Regions from separate parts of the Mus musculus genome. Here all the other regions are linked to region 2. Evidence: chromatin contacts called from ENCODE Hi-C or POLR2A ChIA-PET data. All regions are on one chromosome and are shown on one strand. Each heading gives the region's core, a stretch centred on a gene start or an enhancer-like site at or near the end of the contact. The rest is flanking DNA. Distances are from core to core; before and after follow the strand shown. Region 1 holds the start of Dysf (dysferlin). Region 2 holds the start of Zfp638 (zinc finger protein 638). Region 3 holds the start of Nagk (N-acetylglucosamine kinase).

Region 1 (3,724 bases), core at 358-2,857, 110 kb before region 2:
TCAAGAAAGAAAGAAAGGAAGGAAGGAAGGAAGGAAGGAAGGAAGGAAGGAAGGAAGGAAGAAAGAAAGAAAGAAAGAAAGAAAGAAAGAAAGAAAGAAAGAAAGAAAGAAAGAAAGGAAGAAAAAACAAAACCAAACCTAAGCAGCGCCTTCGACCAGAGGTCCTCCAGCCTCTCCTACATGCATATATACACACACCACACACAAAAAAAGTGCTCTACCACTGAGGTATACCCAACTTCCCTAACAATTTCCGTATAGTGAAAGTCTGGGCGACAGCTGAGAGACGGTCAGGGGAGAAAGAAGGAAGAACCCTGCTGAAAGTTTCCTGACATCAGGAACACCCTGGCAAGCCTGACCAGTGAAACACCAGGGAGGCCTAGGATGTTTCAAATCACACTTTGCAAAAGAATCAGCCGGATAGTCACCCGCGACCACCCGAGACCAAGAACAAACACGTGATCTGGAGCTCAGCTCAGTCCCTGTCTCTCATATTATTTGGGGGTGGGGCTGCATGTAAAGTGGACAAACCCTTGGAATCCTGATGTCCCCACTGTTGTCACAAAGGTTAACACTTTTGTGACAAGCCGTGCCTCAGTTTCTCTACACGCTGCTCTCCTTTTTAAATATATTTTCCGCAGAGCCCCGGGGTACAGCTCCTGGTGAGAGGAAGCCCTCTCTCCTCTCCTTATTTATCTCTCTCTGCAGAACTGGGGTCCTGACTCACCACTATTGTCCCTTCTCTCATTTTGACAGGTCCTTCCTCTTCCCTTTCCCCTCCTGAGACACCCCTCCCTTGGGAATCTGCCTGAAGCCATAGTGAAAGGGCCAGATATGTGGAGGAAGAAGTAGTCTCAGCAGAGAAACCCTTTCTGGTCTAAGCAGCACAAGACTTAGCAACTTGAATTTGGAAAGCATCCCACATCCCAGACACTCCTCAGACTTCCTGCGACAAAGCCACATCCATAGTATTCAGTTCCTCTTCCTTCTGGTTGAGATTTGGCCATTCAAACGGACAGTGTTCAGTCAGATTCATGGATAGATGGATGGGACGGTAACTTTCAAAGAGCACTATTAAAACGCTCACAAACCAGTTCAGTTATGTGGTGGCCCTGATTACACCGCTACCCTCTGCGTCTTCCAACCCACCCTGTGCCCACTATCCAGCCTTTCTTCCTTCTGAGTACTGTCTTGGGAAAGTAATAACTCCTGGCCTAGAACAGTACTTCCAGTTTTCCTAAACTCTGTAACATTTGCTGTTTCCTTGCTGTCAGTCCTGGGGCGGGATTCCTGGTCTGATCTGGGCCCACAGACCCCAAAGCTAGATGCAGAGAAACAAACGGATGGTACCCAAGCCTGAATGAAGTGGCTTCAGGACTCTCACCTCGAAAAATCAGGCTGGCAACTGGATCGCTGCGCCGGTCCTTCTTCACATTGGGGAGGTTGCTGGCCCTTGCCAGCAAGCAACAGAGCATGGCTCCGCAGCCCAGGCGCGTGGGACGGAGAGGGAGTAGGAGCTTAGGACTCAGTCACTACTGCCCTGCCAGAGTTCAGATCCAGGATGGCTATGCCAAGAGAGCAGTTGATTCTGCTGCGCCTCCGCGGAGACTTGGTCAGCTTAGAATGCGAGGCTGCGCGTGGGATAAGGTACACCCAGGGGGCGGATCCTTCCTTCCATCCCGGCCTGGGTCCGCCCTCAGGGCGGTGGCCAAGGAGGAGCAAGGAATTACTCTGGACCAGGCACTGGTGCCTTGTTCTGAGGGTCTCCAGAGAAGGAAACGCTGCTGCGAGGTACTGGATGAGTGGCTGGCAAGAACAGGGCAGGGTTGTTGCCTGGGGTAGCGCGGGTCCAAAGAGTCTCGCAGTAAACGCCGAATAAGTGCGCACTGTGTGCCCAGTGACCCAGGCACAACTGCTAGTGAGCTGCCACGGAAATCTCCTGGCGACACCTAGAGTTGTTGAGGTCTAACTCAAATCACACTACGTTCCCAGTCGCTGCCCATTCGATTTCCTGCAGTTCTCCACTGCAACAATCTTTGCACTCTTCACCCTCCAAGGTTGAGAAAGTTGCTAAAGTCACGACCCTTAAGTCATTCCAGTCCTGAGCACGCATCTGTGTGTTGTCTGATCCTGTAACAGCTTAGGAAGATCCTTCCCAACAGCACCCAAGCTTCTCTTCCCCACCTCCACCCCCACACACTCCAGCAGGTAAATGGGGGTGGGGCGGGGGCATGGTCCCGGCCCTTTTCATTTTGAGGGACACAACACTTTCAGAGGGGATATCCTGCTCGTGCCCTCCACACCTGCTCCCTGTATGACTTGGCAGGGCAGACAACCAACTCTGCTTATGTGGATGCTTAGCGGTCAGACAGCGATTCTCAAGTTGCCCAGTCTCCCTCTCTCTTGACAGCACACACATGTGGGAACCACACCACTCAGCCTAAACGCCAACCACACGCTCTTTTTGCATTACCTTTTGAAAGAGCCTCCAAACTCTATTTCCATTTCCTCCTCTACTCTCCTGAACTATTCAGTCATGCTTTCAAATCTTAACACACCACCAAAAAGAGCCTATGGGCTCTGCTTGAAAATATGGCCAAAGAAGAAAAAGAAGAGGCGGGGGGAGGAGGAAGGGGAGGAGGAGGAGGAGGAAACAAAAAGATCCTGATGGAGCAGGTTCTCCATAAATAATTATTTTTAAAAGAAATGTAAACCATTTGGTGGCACACACCTTTAATCCCAGCACTTAGGAGGCAGAGGCAGGCAGATCTCTGTGACTTCAAGGCCAGCCTGCTCTACAGAGTAAGTTCCAGAACAGCCAAAACTACAGAGAAATCCTATCTTGGGGAAAAAAAAAAAGCGCCAGGCCAGCACCCTTTGGGTTCTGATGCGCTGTTCACTCTGACTGGAGTGCTGTCTCTTGCTCTTCCTTTGCAGATCCACTCTAGGATCAGGGTGGCCTTGAGCACTGGACCTTGGACTTTGGATCTTCTTACCACCCCTTCCTCAGTGCTGGGATTATAGGCATACACCAAAGTGCCCACTTTATGCAATCTGGAGCTCAAACTAGGAAAGTGTTCTATCAATTGAGCCACATGGCACCTTCCCGGACCCCAAGACTCCCTTGCATGTTGCTTTTCAGCAGCAATAGCTAGGTAATGTCTACACCGTATCTCTTTCCCACATTTCCATTAGAATATTGGGCAGTCTCTAAGAAACTAGGGGAGCTTTGCTTAGCTACTGTAACCTTCGTAGTACCTGAAACAGGGTTCTGCACATGGCATGGGGCTGTCTATAAATGTCTTCTAAACAGTTCACTAAGAGGTCATTGAACTCCACACTCCTCATTGGTCAGCTCTAGCTGGTGATGCCACATCAGACAACACAGACAGCAGATGGCAGCAGCTGCAACTCTAGGCACGGTGGGACATGCTCTCAAGAAGAGGAAGGCCCCTGCGAGGGCCAGCAATCCTCACTGGAGTGGGGCATGGTGAAAGACAAGTAGGAAGGAGAATCCAGAACCTTCTTTGGCTGCTAGGACCTTCTCTTACTCTCTCTGACTATGCTCCTCTCCCTTGGCAGCCAGTTTTCTCATAGCAGAATTGCTGTGGATTGCTGTTTTTTTTTGTTTGTTTTTTGTTTTTTTTTTTTTTTTTTTTTTTTTGGTTTTTCGAGACAGGGTTTCTCTGTGTGTAGCCCTGGCTGTCCTGGCACTCACTTTGTA
Region 2 (3,947 bases), core at 294-2,793:
GAACTAGAATTTATGGTAAAAAGCACATTCCATAACAAATGCAGAAAACTACAACGTATTCAATGTACAAGGTTATGTATGTGTCATGAACACATTTGAAAACCAGCTAATCAAAACAAATGAAGGAGATTTTTGTAATTTCTTTCAACTGTTTTATCTTTACCCATTGGTTCCTACACAAATGATAAGGCGGGGAATGGTCTAGCATATTTTAGTATATTACATTTTGGATTCTACAAATATGAAAGTACACATTACAGAATATGGAAATATAAAAGTCAAAATTTGTAAAGCAGCTTGAGCCCACTAAATCTTAAGTGTATAATCATTAATAACATTTTGAAAAAATGTAATAAACAACTTTATTTTTCTGTGTTAACAGCTTTACATTAATTTTTCTTGTAATCTTTTTCCAGTCTGTCATTTTAAATTTCTAAAATTAAGCAGTAAACACAACTCCCCTGAAAAACAAGTTAACCCATCATACACAAAATGAAGAGAGGGAGAATTTTATGTGAGAGTGAACAATTTCCAAACTGGTTAGGAAAGATTGACTCCACATGGTCGGGTGGATCCTGGTAAGAAGCTTTTCTTCAGAACTTTTCACATTGAGTGCGCCTTCCAGAATTCCCAAACTGCCAAAGGGTAATTTTAATATTAAATAGCTCGAGGCTACAATCACTGTCAAGCTCAAAGATTTTGTAATACTGAGACTCCCTCATAGGCAATTACTTCAAACAACAAAGGACGTCTGGCACATCCTCGGGGATGAGAGTCGGTGTACAGACCTCTCCGCTCTTCCCCAAGCTAGGAACCACACCAACACAAGCATGTATCCCCACATCAGTGTTCACGACTCCTCTAAGAATGTGGAAGTGTCACCGCCATTTTCGACGACATCCCAGGGCCGACAATCTCGGCTTCGGTGCTCACTGGGGCGCTTGGCCCACAACAGCCCGCACACCCCGCTCCCAGCCCCCTGCAAGGAAGCTCTTCCAGCCCGACTAAGGGCGCACGCGGCCCGCGGGGCTCCGAAAGGCGCTCGGGCACGCGGCGGTCTTCCCGCTAGCTGTCAGGCCTGGGGAGCGGCAGACCCGCGGCGCTGGGGAAGGGGCAGCCGGACTCCCCGAGGGCGCCGCCCGCTCCTCCTCAGAGCAGCAGCATCCGGCGGCTGCGCCCACGGGCACTGCGGCGCGACGGCGCGGTCGGCGAGTGGCGAGGGGAAACAGGCCACGGCCGAGGCCCACCCGGGGTCCCTCAGCTCCACCCGCCCCGCCGCCGCCATCTTGTACGCAGCGGCTGCGACACATACAATAGTCGACCGCGACCTGGCAGGGACCGCTCGGGGCCTGCGCTAAGGACCTCTGCCTTCCAGTCCCCGGCTCCCCGCAAGGCAGCGGCCCTACCTATGCCTACCGACTAACAGCTGGATCCCATCCGTGCCCCACACAGTTTAGCACTCGGCCTCCAGTCACCGCGATGAAGCAGCTACCGCCTCCATGGGACTACACGCATGCGCATCTTCGCCTAAAGCCCTCGTCCGCTCACTGCGCCTGCGTGCCTCAGGCTCCGCGTTCTCCAGAGACGCTGTCGGGGGACAAGGCCGCCCTCTGCCAGAAGGGGGCGATCGCCAGCTATGGCTGGTCCTACACCTGCAGCGGTCTGGGTAACATCACTCAAGATTTTAGAACCTGCAAACCATCCCTCTTCTCTTCCATGAAGCCTTCTCTGATTACTATTCCCTCAGTATCACAACGTAACATTCACTTATTAACATATTCTCGCTTTTACTGCTCACTCCCATCGCCCCCTTTTTAAAGAAAAGGTCTGGAACTTTGAACTCACATAGATCCCACCTGCTTCTGCCTTCCAACTGTTGGAATTATAAGTGTGTGCCTCCACACCCAAGTACGTTGTAGCTGTCTTCAGGCACCCCAGATTAGGAATGGTTGTGAGTCACCATGTAGTTGCTGGGATTTGAACTCGTGAGCTTCAGAATAGCAGTCAGTGCTCCTAACCACTGAGCCATCTCTCCAGCCCTTATCTCCCACCTCTTAAATGGGAAATTACACCGTGCAGTGTTGGTACAGGCCTTTAATCTCAGCACTTGACAGGCAAGATGCAGGCAGAAATCTGGGAAAGAAGCCAGCCTGGTCTACAGAAGATGTTCCAGGACAACCAAAGCTACACATCCCTGTCTCAAACAACACAAAATAGATAGAATAATAAAATGGGAAATTAGAAAGGAATAAAAGTTAAGGGCTGAACTGATTGATGGCTCAGCTGTTAAGAGCACTAGCTGCTCTTCCAGAGGTCCTGAGTTCAATTTCCAGCAACCACATGGTGGCTCACAACCATCTGTAATGGGATCTGATGACTGCTTCTGGTGTGTCTGAAGACAGCTACAGTGTACTCATATACATAAAATAAATAAATAATTCTAAAAAAAAAGTTTAAGTCAAAAGACTAATATTGAAAAATTTTTATATCATTTCAGAATTCAAAAAATAAACTACCTGAGTGGTGAACATCTATAATCCTGATTGATTTTACCCATGAAAAAGATTGGGCTAAAATTTTTTTAACTGTTTTCTTCAATGTTCTATCTTTTTAAATTGACTCAGTTATGCCAATATAAGCTAGTTCAAAAAAATTAAAGGACTGCAGGACAGTGGTGAACTGCCTTTAATCCCAGCACCTGGGAGGCAGAGGCAGGTGGATTTCTGAGTTCGAGGCCAGCCTGGTCTAGAGTGAGTTCCAGGACAGCCAGGGCTACACAGAGAAACCCTGTCTTGAAAAAAAAAACAAAAAACAAAAAAAAACAAAACAAAAAAAACAAACAAACAAACAAAAAAACAAGAAATTACAAATTAAAAAAAATAAAAATTAAAGAACCATCCTCCTCGGTGAAATTTTTAGGAGTCCAGTGGTGTGGAGCAAGCAGAGATATTCCTTCCAAGGTGAAAGGTAAGTTACTGTACCTGGATCCTCCCACCATCCAGAAAGAAGCACAACGTTTAATGGGTCTATATGGACTCTGGAATGAACTACAATCCAGAAAGGAGTTGTAATGCTGCAGCTGTCCACTTCTTGGTGGTGCAGGTATAATGTTCAGGACTGCCAGTAAGCCAGGTCCTAGACTTCTCTCCCTCAGTCAACAGATCATAGGGAACCCCCCATAAGGCTTTAGGTACACGCTTGGCAGCAGACAGCTAGCTCAATTGGTCCAGTCTCGAGGATTGTTCCAGCCAGAGCTTCAGTTATGCTCTGCACTTTCCCATCACATAGGGATTGACAGCAAATGATAAAGCTAGCTTTCCCAGAACTTGGCCCATATCTCAATTTTCTTAGGGCCCCCAGAGGATGCCCTCACCCCAGACAGCTGGAGGCAATTTAAGAGAATGATAGCCTCACTCCCAAAAGGTGGGGTGGGTGGTTTTATGGTCATTTCATGGGTGATGGAAGTTTGTCATCATTAAAGGGGGGTTGATCACAAGTTGTAAATGGTCGTGATCAGGAAGGAAACCAAGTATAGGAGGTTAGATTCAAGGATCTCCTCTTTTTCTCTTTATCCTTTTTTCTCTCCTACCTAGTGTTAGGGGGAAGGGGGGGAAGAGGGGATGGAAAAAAAGGGGGGAGATATAGGAATAATAGGACAAAAGGGTAGATTATTGAATCAACTTTTGAAATAAAGAGCATCAACAAGCTAAATATTTAGATTGGCTTAGAGTTGTATATATTGGTAGAAATTTAAGGTTCTATTTCATTACATATATTTCATGTACTGTATGTTTTGACTCCTGTTTAAGGTATTGTACCATTGCAACTCATTTTAAAATGTGATGTAAAGTTCTAGGCCTTAAAACCTACTATTACAAACTGTTTAGGATAATTAAGAAATGCAAGTTAGTAGTCAATCAAACTTGTGGTCATTATGAATACTAGTT
Region 3 (3,914 bases), core at 501-3,000, 120 kb after region 2:
AGCAAACCCAACCTCTACTCCAAAAGCTACCTGTTTAGTGCCTGCTACACTCTGGAAAGAAAAAGGAGGCTTTGCTCCTTTTGCCTGGTAGGTCCTACTTCCTCTGCAAGGTCCCACTCACAGTCTGTCTCATGCAGGGCTTCTCCTTACATTAATAAGCTCTAGCTAGCAAAGACCGCTCTGAATCAAGAGTGTATTCCATTGTTTAGCTTCTCATGAGCTCCACTGGCTCCAGAGTGATGACCTATCCTCCTAACCTATCGTGAGCATGGCCCAAACGACTTATGGTAAATACGTCGGACGGAATAAGCAGACCTCTCACAACAGCTAAGGGTTACTTTGAGGACCTATCTTCTGACACCAGGGTCTTCAAGACACCTGTGAGAAACTATCACCAGTCAGGGAGAAACTCATACTGCCTTCAGCAACTAAGCCCTCCTGAGTTAAATCCCTGGGGTAAGTGGTACTTTAGAAGAAGGGTGATACGTGTAGGAGGATGTCCTACTGACCAATACTTTTTGTTGTTGTTGTTTTGTTTTGTTTTGTTTTTTTGTTTTTCAAGACAGGGTTTTTCTGTGTAGCCCTGGCTGTCCTGGAACTCACTGTGTAGACCAGGCTGTCCTCGAACTCAGAAATCTGCCTGCCTCTGCCTCCCAAGTGCTGGGATTAAAGGCGTGCGCCACCACCGCCCGGCTCTGACCAATACTTCTTGTAATAGACAATAAAGACTCGATCCAACTCAAAGAGTAGTACATCAAGAGTACATCCGAAGGGATATTAATGCATGAGACAGTAGATTAAAAATCCAAATTAATTTCTTGACAAACTGGGAAAAATAAGTTCTACCTTCCATATGAATATAACAAGGCTAAGTGCAAACTCCTACGCTGTGCTGAGGGTTTTTCCTTGTAAGGTATCATAAATAAAGCCAGGGGTCATCCGCTTTCGCAATTCACGGGAAGAGACTTCCGGGTAAATCAGCAGCAAGCAGCTAGGATACCAAATCTTCCTATCAGGTCCTGATTTGACACACCCAGTTCCACAAAATGCTTGTCACGCGCAGGGGACCGGATAAACCACCATCTTGCTCACTCTTGTCCTTGCCTTACGTCTCACCCAAAGCCATGCTTAGTAGAGCTACTTCCCAAAGTCAAGCAGACCAGCTTCTAAGCAGGAGAATATAGGAACCAAGGGCGTTCGGGGCCGACAGCAGTGGAGGGTCCGGAGCACCAAGATAAGACAGTGCTCTGGTGACAGCTGCTTAACTCCCGGGTTCCCTTGTGCATGAATCTCAGTCTCAGCTTCTGCCTCTTTCCCACGTCCACCCGCGACCGGCAACTTCCCACCTGACCCCCCAGCTCTGCACAACTCTCCAGGTTGACACAAGAGCCCTGTGGCAGAAAGGTGATGGCCGGGAGGGGCGTGGTCGCACCGTGGAGCACAAAGGCACCGGGCATGGTGTGGGCCGCCGCCCCCTGACCCGCCGCTCCCGGACGGACAGCCTTCGGCCGATCCAGCGCTCACCCTTCCACGCCACCATAAAGCGCGGCCATACTACCGTTGCCACCGCTGGTCCGCCGTAGCAACCTCGACCCTAGCCGTGACTTCGCTCCCGCCCACACGGGCACCGCCCCTTGTCATGTGACTACGACGCGCTTGCGTAGGGTGTGGATGCTACGTCCTCTCTCGCCCCTGCTGTCGCCTCCCGCAGCTTTCCCCTCCGGTTTTTTCTAGCCCGCCGTTCAAGTGACTGCTTCGCGAGGAGGCGGCACCCCAGCTGAGGCTCCTGGGAGGGTGTGTGAGGGCTGCCAAGGGCCAGCCGGAAGTAGCTGGCAGACGCGCGCTAACTGTGGGGTGCGCACGCGCAGACGCTTTTGGAGGCAAGCTCAGAGTCTGGCGGATGTGTCTGAGGACCAGGGCGGGAGCCAACGTCCAGACCACCCCACCCTGGCTCATGAGCGCACACTCTACCTTGTGCTGAGTACGCTGAGCAGGTCTCAGTGAGGCCCCAGGCTGCTGTCAGCTGAGGTTTGTGCGGCGGTGAGGATAGAGCCCAGGGTTTCATGTGTGTCAGGCTAGCGCTCTACAAGTGATCTGAGTCCAACTCTGTTCTTTCTGGACTGTATCTCGTCTGTATAACCCAGACTGGCATGGAATGCAATGCTGGCTCAGCATGCTAAAAACTGGCACTCACAGACCATATTTCACCTTCTGGCCACCACCTGCTCAACTCTAAACTGTGCAGTGGAACTGGAGGAAGAGAGGAAGATACCGTTAGGTCCTGTAGAAGAGTGACTCCTGCGTGTTTCCTCAGGCTCCAGGTTGTTCCAGCCCTACTTAAGAGGCAGCTTCAATAGCCAGGAGGACTGTCTGCTGCTCTTGACATTTCTTTGAGACTTCAGATGGAGTCTCCTTGGGGCTAGCATGTCTCTGTCCAACCTCGGACCTCTGAGCCTGCCTCCTGTGGAGAAATCTTGAACTGGGATCCTCTTTCCCTGTCAGATAATTGGGTCCGGTTGTGTTTTGATGTAAACAGTTGGGAAGGTGGGCACACAGAGCCTCATATATCCCAAACTCACCTCAGACTCTGGCTGAGGATGACCTTAAACTCCTGATTCTCCTGCCCCACCTCCCAAGTGCTAGGATGTTTTGGTGTAGGCTTGCTTTCTAAGGTTCCAGAGTGAATGAATTCTTTACCTCCTTTCTTACCTATGTGACTCAGTAAAGCACCAAATAATTCAAGAATAGAAATAACATTATTGCCTGATAGAGAAACTAGAGGGAAGTGAGACATTACCATTCACAGTACTTCAGAGCTGGAAAATGCTTCCTCCAACAACATCTTTAGAATCAAAGATAATTCCATAGGATTCTGATTGAATGGAAGTTTTGGCAAGAGTGTGATGTTGTGGGTGAATTCTGATGGAAAAGTTCCCTTTAGCACTGGTGTAATGAGTCTTGGGATCCATTTGTGACAGCGCTGATGTGCTTTTGTTCTGTTGTTTGAATCTTTTTGTAATGAGATTGCAAGTCACCAGGACTGGCCCTACACTCCTGAGGTGTCTGAGGCTGTCCTTGAATCCCAGTCTTTCTGTCTCCACCCCCTAAATGCTCGGATGAAAGGACCACACTGCCCTCCTGGCTTTGCATTACTTGTTTAGAAAGGAATACAGAGAGAAAGTTTGGTTTAAAGACAAGATTGACTTCTGAATTTGGGTGAGAATTACTGTAATCGCTGCCAGTTCTCCCCTTCACAATGAAGATGAGAAACCTCAGGGCCAAGACATGGCTCAGAGGGTAATAGCACCTGCTGCTCTTGCAAAGGACTGGAGGTGTGTTCCCAGGACCTACATCAGGGCTCACAAACCCTGTCACTGCAGCCCCAGGGGATTCAACTCTGTTTTCTGGCCTCCTTGGGCACTCTCCACTAATACGTGCACATATCATTTAAAATTAAACATAAAAAAGATTTCGAACTCCTAAAGATCCGATCAGATAGAGGTCATGTGGCCCAGGCTCATCTCAACCTCCCTATGTAGACAAGAAGAATTTTGAACTTCATATCCTTCTGCCTCAACTTCCCAAGTGCTAGAATTACAGGTAATCACCACCATGCCTGACTTATGTAATACTGGTAACTGATCCCAGGGTTTTGTATACTGTAGACAACCTATCTACCAACTGAACTACATCCCCAACCCAGTAGCTAATTGTATTTATATCCACATGTACTCTTATGCACTTTAAAAATGCACAGGCTAGTGTCCCTTTTTCCTTTCTGCTGGGTACTCAATGTCGAAATGAGCAAGTTCATGAAACCCAGGAAAGTGTGCTGGTCCTGGCTAGATGCTACTCTGGACACAAAGCTGTCATCAACATTGATGATGGCACCTCAGACCACCCTTACAGCCACG

What was found. A loop is a pair of places that touch in the nucleus more often than their neighbours do. ChIA-PET counts read pairs that join two places held with the same protein, here RNA polymerase II (POLR2A).
Region 1: POLR2A ChIA-PET joins it to region 2 with 18 read pairs in Patski. The contact joins the promoter of Dysf here to the promoter of Zfp638 in region 2. POLR2A ChIA-PET finds 5 or more read pairs at or near these places in 3 of 5 experiments (Patski and embryonic stem cell).
Region 3: a loop to region 2 is called in a map of T-helper 2 cell, with 2.3 times the contacts of the local background. The contact joins the promoter of Nagk here to the promoter of Zfp638 in region 2. A Hi-C loop is called at or near these places in 1 of 37 maps with a recorded cell type or tissue (T-helper 2 cell). POLR2A ChIA-PET finds 5 or more read pairs at or near these places in 3 of 5 experiments (Patski and embryonic stem cell).

The regions. Positions count from the first base shown.
Region 1 is chr6:84,017,269-84,020,992 of GRCm38, reverse strand. It overlaps Dysf (dysferlin), which reads right to left and starts at 1,607. Exons shown (of 55, transcript NM_021469.3): 1 at 1,385-1,607. The coding sequence starts at 1,475.
Region 2 is chr6:83,911,949-83,915,895 of GRCm38, reverse strand. It overlaps Zfp638 (zinc finger protein 638), which reads right to left and starts at 1,543. Exons shown (of 27, transcript NM_001355286.1): 1 at 1,417-1,543.
Region 3 is chr6:83,792,893-83,796,806 of GRCm38, reverse strand. Nagk (N-acetylglucosamine kinase) reads right to left here and starts at 1,750. Exons shown (of 10, transcript NM_019542.2): 1 at 1,525-1,750. The coding sequence starts at 1,553. It also overlaps the pseudogene Gm7443 and the pseudogene LOC665004.